Linked DNA regions of Homo sapiens: region 2 is linked to region 1. A link is an interaction called in ENCODE POLR2A ChIA-PET data of the cell type or tissue named here. Cell type or tissue: CD4-positive, alpha-beta T cell. All regions are shown on one strand. Each heading gives the region's core, and the rest is flanking DNA. Links, peaks and the distances in the headings are about the cores only.

Region 1 (5,382 bases), core at 228-5,227:
CTCTGCTGTTGTGCAATGCGCAATGTGGGAAGAGAGGCTCTCCACCTCTGATGGGGCTGTGTTTGAGTCCCTCCTCCCTCCCTTTCCACCTCCCTCCCCACTACCACCACTTACTTAAATGTGTGACTCAGTGTCACTAACTTAACATTTCCCAGCCTGTTTCATTATCTGTATAGTGGGGTCTAATAGCATCTTCATCAGGCTGATGCAAGGAAATGACACCATGTATGCACAGGACCTCCCTTATGCTTGGCATATAGTAGATTCTCAATAAACATTTGTTGTGTGAATGAATATTCTCTCCTCTAGCCCTCTCAAAGGCAATCGTTCTGCTGCCCAACACATTTTTATTGATGACATTTCAGGCAGTATCCTTATGAACTCTCCATATCTAGAAGGCTGGGAAGGGAAGGAAAGCAGAGTTTGGGGTGTTCGTGCCGTTCCTGTTGTGGTAAAAAGCTCCTTTGTGAAGCCTGTGCAGCACCAGCCCCACTTGGAGGCTGCAAATCTGTCAGCCGGAGGTCCTCGGAGCTCCCAGGTCCTGGCCTTCTCTGCCAGCAAAGTGGCATACCTGGGTTATGGATCCAGGGGTCTTCTGAGGCCAACAGAGCCACACACACCCCATCCAGTTCCCGCCTCCCTTCCCCAAGCATCTGACAGAGGCCAGTTTGGCTGTTTCAAGTAATACCAATCACAGTGTTTTATGAGAATTGTTGGTCATGCCCAGCTACACAATCCTCATGCATATTGTCAGACACGTCAGAGTGTGGTAAACTTTATTTCATTGCATTATAAAGTTCAGGTCATGGTTTCTCAGTCTTCGTCATTTACACTTTACATGGCACAAGACTTTTAAAATATTAGGTTGTAAATTGTAATTCTCACAATTCCTTTTTTGGGAGGAAGGAAGGTGTGGATGGGACTAAAATATACTTTATTCATTATTAAAAATGTTGCTATAGTACACAAAATGGGAAAAATACAGAAAAGAAAGAAAAAGGCCAGGTACAGTGGCTCATGCCTGTAATCCCAGCACTTTGGGAGGCCGAGGCAGGTGGATCACTTGAGGTCAGGAGTTCAAGACCAGCCTGGCCAACATGGCAAAATCCCATCTCTACTAAAAATAGAAAAATTAGATGGGCGTGGTGGCATGCGCCTGGAATCCCAGCTACTAGGGAGGTTGAGGTGTGCTTGAGCCCAGGAGGCAGAGGTTGCAGCGAGCCAAGATTGCACTACTGCACTCCAGCCTGGGCGACAGCAAGACACTGTCAAAAAAAAAAAAAAAGGAAAGAAAGAAAGAGAAAGGAAGGAAGGAAGGAAGGAAGAGAAAAGAAAAGGAAATAACGAAAGATTTCCCAGAACTCCACCATTCAACTGCTGTTGGTATTTCTTTTTACAACTTTTTTTAAAGACGGGGTCTTGCTCTGTTGGCCAGGCTGGGGTGCAGTGGCACAATCACAGCTCACTGCAGCCTTAAACTCCTAAGCTGAAGTGATCCTCCTCGCCTCAGCTTCCTGAGTAGTTGGGATTACGGACACACTACCATGTCCGGCTTACTGTTGGTATTTATTAGTGGATTTTAGAAACATTTTAAAATGCACTTTTTACAAAGTTGTGATAATAACATTTACTATTTTAAAAATAGGTTTCCTCAGTGCTTAAAAATGATATTCATTCATTCAACATTTCCTCAATGCTTACTATGTGCCTAGCACTGGGGTACAATGATGAATGAGATAAACTGGACTTGGTGGCTCACACCTGTAATCCCAGCACTTTGGGAGGCTAAGGCAGGAGGATCACTTGAGGCTAGGAGTTCAAGGCCAGCCTGGGCAACATGGAGAGACCACATCTCTAAAAAATAATCTTAATAAAAATAAAAAATAAAAACAAAGAAAAATGAGACAGGGTCCTTTCCAGGGTGATGTGCCTTCTCTTGTCACCACAATTGCAGCTTGTTTACGCATTTGCTAAATGGTTGCTAGGGCTTGGATATTTGTCCCCTCCAAAACTTATGTTGAAGTTCAACCCCCAATGTAGCAATATTCAGAGTTGGGGCCTTTAAGAGGTGATTGGGTCATGAGAGCTCTGCCCTCATAAATGGATAAATCCATTCATGGATTCATGGGTTGATGGACTAATGGGTTGCTACAGGAATGGGACTAGCAGCTTCATAAGATGAGGATGAGAGAACTGAGCTAACACACTCAGTCCCCTCACCTTGTGGTGCTCTGCACCACCTGGGGACTCTTCAGAGAGTTCCCACCAGCAAAAAGGCCCTCACCAGATGTGGACTTTACAGCCTCCAGAACTGTAAGAAATAAATTTCTTTATAAATTACCCAATCTGTGGTATATGTTACAGCAACAGAAAATGACCTAAGACAATGGTGCTACTGAGTAGGGGGAAGCCCTCAAAAAAAAGGGGAACTCTGGATGGGTGTGGTGGCTCACATTTGTAATACTAGCACTTTGGGAGGCCAAGGCGGGAGGATGGCTTGAGCCCAGGAGATAGTGACCTCCTGGGCAACATAGTGAGACCCCACCTATACCAAAATAGAAAAAAAAATAGCCTGGCATGGTGGTGCAGGCCTGTAGTCCCATCTATTGGGGAGGCTGAAATGGGAGAATCGCTTGAGCCCAGGAGTTCAAGGTTACAATGAGCTATGATAATCCCCCTGCAGATTAAAGGCAGAGTAGGGAAGCATGCCTGGTGAGGACAAGGAACAGCAGGGAGACTAGTGTGGCCAGAGAAACACAGGTGCTCAAACAGTGCTTGCTGAGTGATTGAATTACCCCAGCATGTGGTGCAAACACTTTAGTTTGGTCCCCAGAGTGCCACAGTAGCTCTCAAATTGTGTCTCCCACTGACTCCTTTCTCCCAGGTTTTTAAAAAATATCATCTGTGCACATGTTATCGTCCCGAAATTGCTGATGGATTTTTCAAGATCTCATTCTTCCCGCTGTCCTCCTTTAACTCTGCTTTCCATTTAACTGGGTGTCTGCCCATGACTGAGTTTTCCTCTTCCCAAGTCACTTGCAATGGGTCTCTGCACCCTTCTTGGTGTGATTTCTCCAGTGCCGACAACTGAACCTGGTACAGAGTAAGTGTTCCGTTAAAGAGCTCTTGACTGAGTGAATGAATTTCCCCTGAGAGTTTCATCAATCCTTTCTACATCCCCATTATTTGAGCCTTTCCATTGGTCATACCCATGCCAGCTTTACTTACTTCTGCTTTTTTTTTTTTTTTAACTCATGTGAGTTACCATCATCAGTTTTTCACTCTGTCTGTTCCTTTTCCTGGATGGGTGCTGGGTGCCACCTCTCAGTGGCATTCTCATTGCACACCAGCGTCCTTTGATCCTAAAGAGGCTACAGATCTTTTAGGGAAGGAGGAAGAGAATGCCTGCCTACCTGCCTAGCACTCAAAAGAGCAGATCCTTCAAGTCAAAACTCTCACACCTCACCTTGGACCTTTCCAACTCCACCCCAGGAGTCTATCAGAGAGGAAATCTAAACACTGTTTGCACCAGTCCTCCCTCTGCCCACCCCTCCCCACACCACAGGACGAGAAGCTACTCTCAGGCAAGGAGTAAGTTGTGGCTTCAATGTGAGATTGAGCAAGTAGGACTCACACTTTCTAATCAAATCCAGATTTGTCCTTTTCAGCCTTGTTGTGACACCTGCATCATATCACAGCAAAATTTCTTTACGGGACTGTCATAGAGAAACAGGACAAAAACCCTGGACTGGGGTGAGATTTGGGTTTTCATCTTGGCTTGGGCTCTTTACGTCTCAGTTTCCTCATCTGTAAAAGGGTGGATTGGACTAGATGGTCTCCAAGAGTCATTCACGTGCCAAGAGCCTAGCCCAGGATCTTGTCTCCAAGGGAAAGGCTGCCACACAGGACTCAAATCGTCCACAGCAACTGCTCCGTCCCCGGCATCAATCCCCCCACCCCTCCCCCAATCCCACACCACCACCCCATCACAGGAACCTAGACGGTGGACAGGCCAGTGGGGATGGTATGCAGAAGTACATCGACTTATTCAAGGGAGCTTGGCCCTGAGAAAAGCTGGTGGTCTGCCAACATTCTCAGAGGCTGAAATATATCAAAACACCCATTTAAGAATGTACGCTGAGAACCACAGTGGCCAGAGAGAGGGAGGATACTGCTCTGCTCCCACCCACCCTTCCCTCCCCACTATACCTCACCCTCCATGGCCCCTGTCCAGGACTGCTGCTCCTGGAATCCAAGGAAAAGGATTCAATGTGTGTCTCAATGACAGGAGGGGCTCCCTGGCTTTCTAGAGTCCTGCCCTCCTGGCCTCTGTTCCCCTCAACCTCAGTGCCAGAGACACAATGGCCAAGTTCCTTTGAAAATTCCCTTTCTCCATGCTCCAGATTGCCTTTCCTGTCCTCCAGTTATTCAGGCTCACATTAAAAAGTATGAAGATGGCTTTGGGGAGGGACTCTGGTAGGTGTTAATCTTTAGTGTAAGGAGATTAAAGGAGCTGGTTTCCTAGGCAGTGTCTGATTTCTTTAGTTGGGAAGAGAGAGGCCCCGCCTTTTATAAGGGCCTGGGGCTGCCAGCGTTGTGCCCTTGATTTCTTTAGAATCCATTCAGACTTAACCATCCTTTCTGTAGCCAGGCCCAGACTGCATCGAGGTCATCTTTGTCTTTCAACATGAATATTCTAGTAACTTTCTCCCCAGTACCCACTCCAGAGGATCCAGGGCAAAAGTAAATCTCCGAAAGTGTTTGTAGGATGAAGCTGGTGACTCATGCCTAGTTTATGAGTGGTAAGTGTTACATTACATGTTCTGCACATTATCTCATTTATCCCTCACCACTCTATGGGGTAGGCACTATTTTAACCCCCGTTTTATAGGTTTTGGACCTAAGAGGTTTGGAGCGGGTAAGTCACTTGTCCAAGGTCACACATTAGGAGGTGTGCTATCCATTGCTAAAGCCAAGGCTCGCTCTGTCCATCGAGCCACTGTACCAAGTGCCAAACATTTATTAGGAACCTATTCCAGGTGCAAAACCCTGGGTGTGGCCAGCAGATGATCAATATGCACATGAATGAAGAATGGGTAGCTCTTCAATTCCAGGAGCACAATTTCTAACCTGGGAGGTGGTATGAACATGAAGAACTCTACTCCAAAGCAGCCTGAAATAAGTGCTATCTCAGAGGTAAAAGGGGAGTCCCATAGGAACGTGGCTGAGGAGGGAGATCAATACACACTCAGAGAGAGACAGAGAGAGAGAAACAGAGAGAGAGAGAAGCAGAGAGAGAGCGACAGAGAGAAAGAAGGGAGGAAGAGGGTAGGGAAGGAGGGAAGGAAAGGAGAGAGAACATGAATGAGATAAGTGCTGGGA
Region 2 (5,381 bases), core at 382-5,381, 190 kb after region 1:
GTTGTGGCCATTTTCAGCCAGAACTTTTGGTATCAGCAACAGCTCAGCATATTTACTACAGCCAAGAAGGGCACTAAGTGACTTCATAGCACCGAGGTAAAGATAGGACAGCTGGACTGCTCTGATTTCTGACTGGGCTACATCATGGTTTTTGGACATGTGTTCATGATTTTTTCTTTTCCCTTCTGTTATTTGATGTTGGGATTCCACACTTGGCAGTGTTGGATCTAAAGAAAATGAAGCGATTTCATTTTCTGATTTGGAGCTTGTGGTACTCTGACTTTTGACGTCATCAGATGTTAGGCCTGTTCGCATATCTAAAGCGGATTCACTCTCAGGTTTCTGCTCAACATCCCCTTTCTCCTCGGATTCATGTCGGTGTTTCTTTTCATGTCGTTTGGTGCTCTGTTTGCCCATGTCTTCATGAACGCCAGTGAGATATGTTAGGTCCAGCAGCACAGAAGCCGTCAGGCCTCGGAATCGCGCCACATCAAACGGCAATGGTTCACAGGGTTCCAGATTATACAATGGAGTATCACTAGGCGACCAAAAAGTTGGGAAGCTTTAATAAAGATCAGAATGACACAGGAAGAAGCAAGTGAGGGAAAGACGGGAGGAAGGTACGGAAAATAATGTAGACAAAATAAGGTGCATCATGTACACAATACAGAGAATAATTTACACAAACTAGAGAAATCATTACAAACACAGAGAAAAACGAGTCTATTATGAGAAAATGGGGAGATGTGATACTAAATGCAGAAGCAATGAGATGCTTTCAAATAAGAATATTCACTAATATATAATGTATGCCAGGAGTTAGCAAACTTTCTGTAAGGGGCCAGACAGGAAATATTTTAGACTCTGCAGGGCACACAGTCTCAGCTGCAACCACTCAACCCTGCCATCATAGTGCAAAAGCAGCCACTGATACAACTAAACAAATGGGTGTGGCTGTGTACCTTTACTTATAAAAACAGGAGGTTGGTCAGATGTAGTTTGATGTAAGCTATTCAGAAAATTTGTATAATAAATCTAGTTTATAAATGGTTACTTATAACTTATTTCAGTGAGGACTTCATTTCATAAAAAAGTTTACTTTGTAGTCTCAAATAATGCCTCTATAGTTTAAGCCAAAATATAATTATATATTTCCTGATATTGGCAAGAACTTCCTGAAGTTTAAGAATGATATAATTATACAAAATGTAATAAAAAGCTTTTGCTGGTATAAAGTTTTGTTGTTCTAACCTAAATCTTGGTTCTATATTACCTTTCTATTTTCCTCTAGGCTCATTTTTCTTGTTTTAATTTATTAATTCACTTATTTTGCTATACTGTATACATCTTTTTTTTTTTTTTTTTGGAGACGGAGTCTTGTTCTGTCACCCAGGCTGCAGTGCAGTGGTGCGATCTCAGCTCACTGCAACCTCTGACTACTGAGTTCAAGAGATTCTCCTGCCTTAGCTCCCTGAGTAGCTGGGATTACAGGCGCACGCCACTACGGCTGGCTTTTTTGTATTTTTAGTAGAAAGAAGGTTTTGCCATGGTGGCCAGGCCGGTCTCAAACTCCTGACCTCAGGTGATCTGCCTGCCTCTGCCTCCCAAACTGCCGGGATTACAAGTGTGAGCCACCAAGCCCAGCCTACTGTATGCATCTTAACCAGGCATCATAAATCCTTTCTGAAACAAGGCAAAGAATGAGAGGAAAGGTCGACACTTGCATGTCATTCTGTAAAGCTGTCACTGGTTTCTTAGCTTGGTAGAATGGAGGGGAAGGCAGAGTCCATTAACCCCTGAAATTGTGTGTAAAGTTTATGTGTATGTATTTTTTGGCTAAGATGATCCATAGCATTCACTAAATTCTGAAACAGTACCACTCCAAAACCACAAAGAACCACTGTTTTAGATATTGTTCCGGCCGAGCGTGGTGGCTCATGTCTGTAATCTCAGCACTTTGGGAGGCCGAGGCAGGTGGATCACTTGAGGTCAGGAGTTCAAGACCAACCTGGGTAACATGGTGAAACCCTGTCTCTACAAAAATATAAAAATTAGCCGGGCATGATGGTGGGTGCCTGTAATCCCAGCTACTCGGAAGACTGAGGTGGGAGAATTGCTTGAACCCGGGAGGCAGAAGTTGCAGTGAGCCAAGATCATGCCATTGCCCTCCAGCCTGGGCGACAGAGCGAGATTCCGTCTCAAAAAAATAAATAATAAAATCAAATAAAATTTAAAAAGATATTGTTCTATGTCATACCAACATGTAACTTTACAGGAATCACAATGGGCAGCATAATGAACAGTTACATAATATCACCAATAAATCCATATTTTCAAATGATACAATTATGTAGAGTCATTAGACAAATGAGTCTACTTATCAAGGAAGATACTTGACAGGATGAGTATCCCTTATCCAAAATGCACAGGATCAGAAGTGTTCTGGATTTCAGATTTTTTTCCCAAATTTTGGAATATTTACATTGTACTTAGCAGGTGAGCATCCCAAATCCAAAAATCCCAAATCTGAAATGCTCCAATGGGCAACTCCTTTGAGTGAAAACCTGAAACTTTTTGAGCACCAACATGATGCTCAATGGAAATATTCATTGGAGCACTTTGGATTTTGGATTTTTGGATTTGGGATGCTCAACCTGCATTTCCTTGTAAACATATGAAATTTGTAATTTGCACAAATCCTCTCTGAATTCAAACACACCTAAATGCTTTTAAATACCCAGTTTGTGTTAAATAAATGTAACTTTCACATCTAATCAAAATGTTTACATTGAGGGGATAGAAATATGTGGTTTTATAAAAAGGAAGAATACTTAAAATTACAGATAATGCAAAGCCTAATTTCAGTCCGTCAAACGTTCATATCCAATATTCAGAGCCTTGCTACCACAAAATGCAATGAACAGATTAGCTGGCTGGCTTTTTACTATGCCAGTGTGTAACAGAAATGATCAAAATGCAAAAAGCCAAATGAAAATTGGAAGAAGAATCCCAGTTAAACATATAAACTAAGGAGCTTACCATTTTTTCCCCAAAACAAAACAGAACAAAAAGACTATGTATTTTTAAAACCCACTAGTATTTCAAAGAACATGGGTTTAGGAAATTCTCCTTTAAGAAATTACAGTAGAAACATCTAGCTGCATGAGAAATATTTTTAAAAGTTAACTGGCAGCTCACCTAAAATACATAATTACTCACTGTCGACAGGCAATGGCCTATTTCACCATTAAATATTTGTTTGCTAAAAGTGTAACTCAACAGATCATACCTGATAGTAATTTCTGCTTCATCCCATTGGACCTTGGCAGACGTGCTGCCCTCTTTGACCACTCCCAGCAGCGTGGCATGGCGCCCAGTTTGCTTGTGAACACACCGACCTCCAACTCTAAGACCAGCATCAACTCCTCCTATCACAGCCAGCACGGGCCACACCTCTATGCAAAGAGTCCTCAGCTGCAGCTCTGAGAGGTCAGCGAGGCCATGCCTAGTATGTTTACCTTTCTCTTCCTCTTTGCTCTCCTTCTCCTCTCTCATTTCATTTTCCTCTCGGCTCTGAACCGAGCGGCTTTTCTTTAGCTTCTGACCTGACTCTTTAATACATATCTTAATTTTGTGAAGCCTTTCCATCATTTTTTTGTTAATGCAGTAAGTCCAACGGTCTGTTCGGTGAAGGATACGGATGAGCTGAATAGTGGCCTCAGCCAGCACTGCTGCTACTGGACTACAAATAGGGTCTCCTGGAAGTAAGTCTCGGGGTGTGCCACGCATCTGCATATCACAAATTTTCACCTATATAAAAGTAAAGAGGGTGGAAAACACATGCTATTAGTAGTTCTTCTTAGTCACTATAAATTCTAACATGTAGAATCCCATGTTGAACTAGTATTTGGGTCTCTTCATACATGTGAATTATACCAACTGGCCCCCAAAGAGTAAGGAAATGTCACAGACACACTGAAGTTAGTAGTGGTATGGTCCACTGGAATAAGCTGCCCTGTTATTTACATTTCCTGTAACTCATGAATTCCAGAGATGTTAGGAAAATTTGAAAGATGAATATAGAGACCAAGCCGTATATGACTGACTCAATTTAGTCTAAAATAAGCCTTAAGGATATACTCATTCTCATCCTCAAGGCTCCAGAATGATGAGTCCTGGACATTTTACATTGTTCAAGGGGTGCAAAAGTAAAATCATAAAGTCACAATCTGGATACACACTGCAAATAAGACACAGAAGTAAAAAGAGGAGCAAAACTTGGGTTCAAATCATAACTCTGTATAATCTTGGGAAATTATTTAATCATTCTAAGTCTTAGCTTTTCATTTAAAACCTGACACTAATAATAGCATCTGTCTCCTACAGTTATTTTAAAGATTAAATGAGATTATGCACATAAAGTGCTTATTAGTACATTGCCAGTCACACTGTAAATGTTAAAAAAGGTTAACTGCTATTAGTATTGTGTTTCTCAGAGGTTCTAAAATTTATCAAAAATGCCTTCTAGATAGAATAAATTAATTGATACATAGTCTAAGTCTGAATGAATTTCTTCAAGGTTCACAGATGGCAGAAAGCACCAGGCCATCATTCGAACCAGAACATGACAGAAACTACTTTGGGCTGCAAACCTACATAGGGCAAGGGATGGTATCAGGCACTGGGCTGCATCTTTACTTCATCTCCAGTTCAGTTTTGGTTGTCCTGGCTGTCCAAGAAACAGTTCTCAGCTAGCCTTAAATTATAATTCCTTGACATTAAAAATATGTATTTTTAAAAACATAGAATAAAAGGTAATTTTCTTGGTTAGAATATATCAGGTCCAGCAATTTCATTATGGAAATATTATACATGATAAAACCTGAAAGCTTCTACTACATAATGGCTAGAAATTCTTGAGACTTGACTTAAGCTGTACTATGCATCCGCAAGTGAAAGGATGGAGTAGGGAAAAAAAATCTACCCACCAGCACAGGGAGATCACAAAGGTTTTCTCTGCCTGGGTTTTGGATGAGGTGAAAGAGAAAGTTTACAATGGAGGGTATCCTATTAATACTGTTGTCATGAAGTTCAAATTCACACCATCTACAACACCTGAAAATTCCCCCAGCTGAATGAAAGGTAGTTTCCTCATGATGACTACAACTTCTATTATTCAGCTGATAGCATCTTATTACATTTAAAATTATTTCTAGATTTCTCTCTCATACCCATAATTGCCAGTGAATTAGATTATCCCTAAACTAGGTCTTGTAGTTCTTGTGACTGCACGTTTGAAAGTTGACTCACTGTATTCAAATTGCCAGAACATGAAATAGTGCCTTAATATTAATATATCGTAAAGTCAATTTCTGAAAGTA

The links. ChIA-PET counts read pairs that join two places held together with the same protein. Peaks named below come from ENCODE experiments on the same cell type or tissue, not always from the same donor. Only the 100,000 strongest peaks of a DNase experiment are listed, where the experiment ranks them.
Region 2: POLR2A ChIA-PET joins it to region 1 with 5 read pairs; 2 of 35 experiments call an interaction of 5 or more read pairs at or near these places.

Annotation. Positions count from the first base shown.
Region 1 is chr15:63,488,080-63,493,461 of GRCh38, forward strand. No RefSeq gene overlaps it. Among named protein-coding and RNA genes, the nearest start is that of USP3, 14 kb to the right of the region's middle. RefSeq lists an enhancer at 2,151-2,280. In CD4-positive, alpha-beta T cell, for the core only: no CTCF peak of the experiment used is centred there; DNase peaks (open chromatin) are centred at 2,422 and 3,192; H3K27ac peaks cover 936 bases.
Region 2 is chr15:63,674,556-63,679,936 of GRCh38, forward strand. It overlaps HERC1 (HECT and RLD domain containing E3 ubiquitin protein ligase family member 1), which reads right to left. Exons shown (of 78, transcript NM_003922.4): 37 at 3,290-3,810; 38 at 1-562. Among named protein-coding and RNA genes, the nearest start is that of USP3-AS1, 76 kb to the left of the region's middle. In CD4-positive, alpha-beta T cell, for the core only: no CTCF peak of the experiment used is centred there; no DNase peak of the experiment used is centred there; H3K27ac peaks cover 428 bases.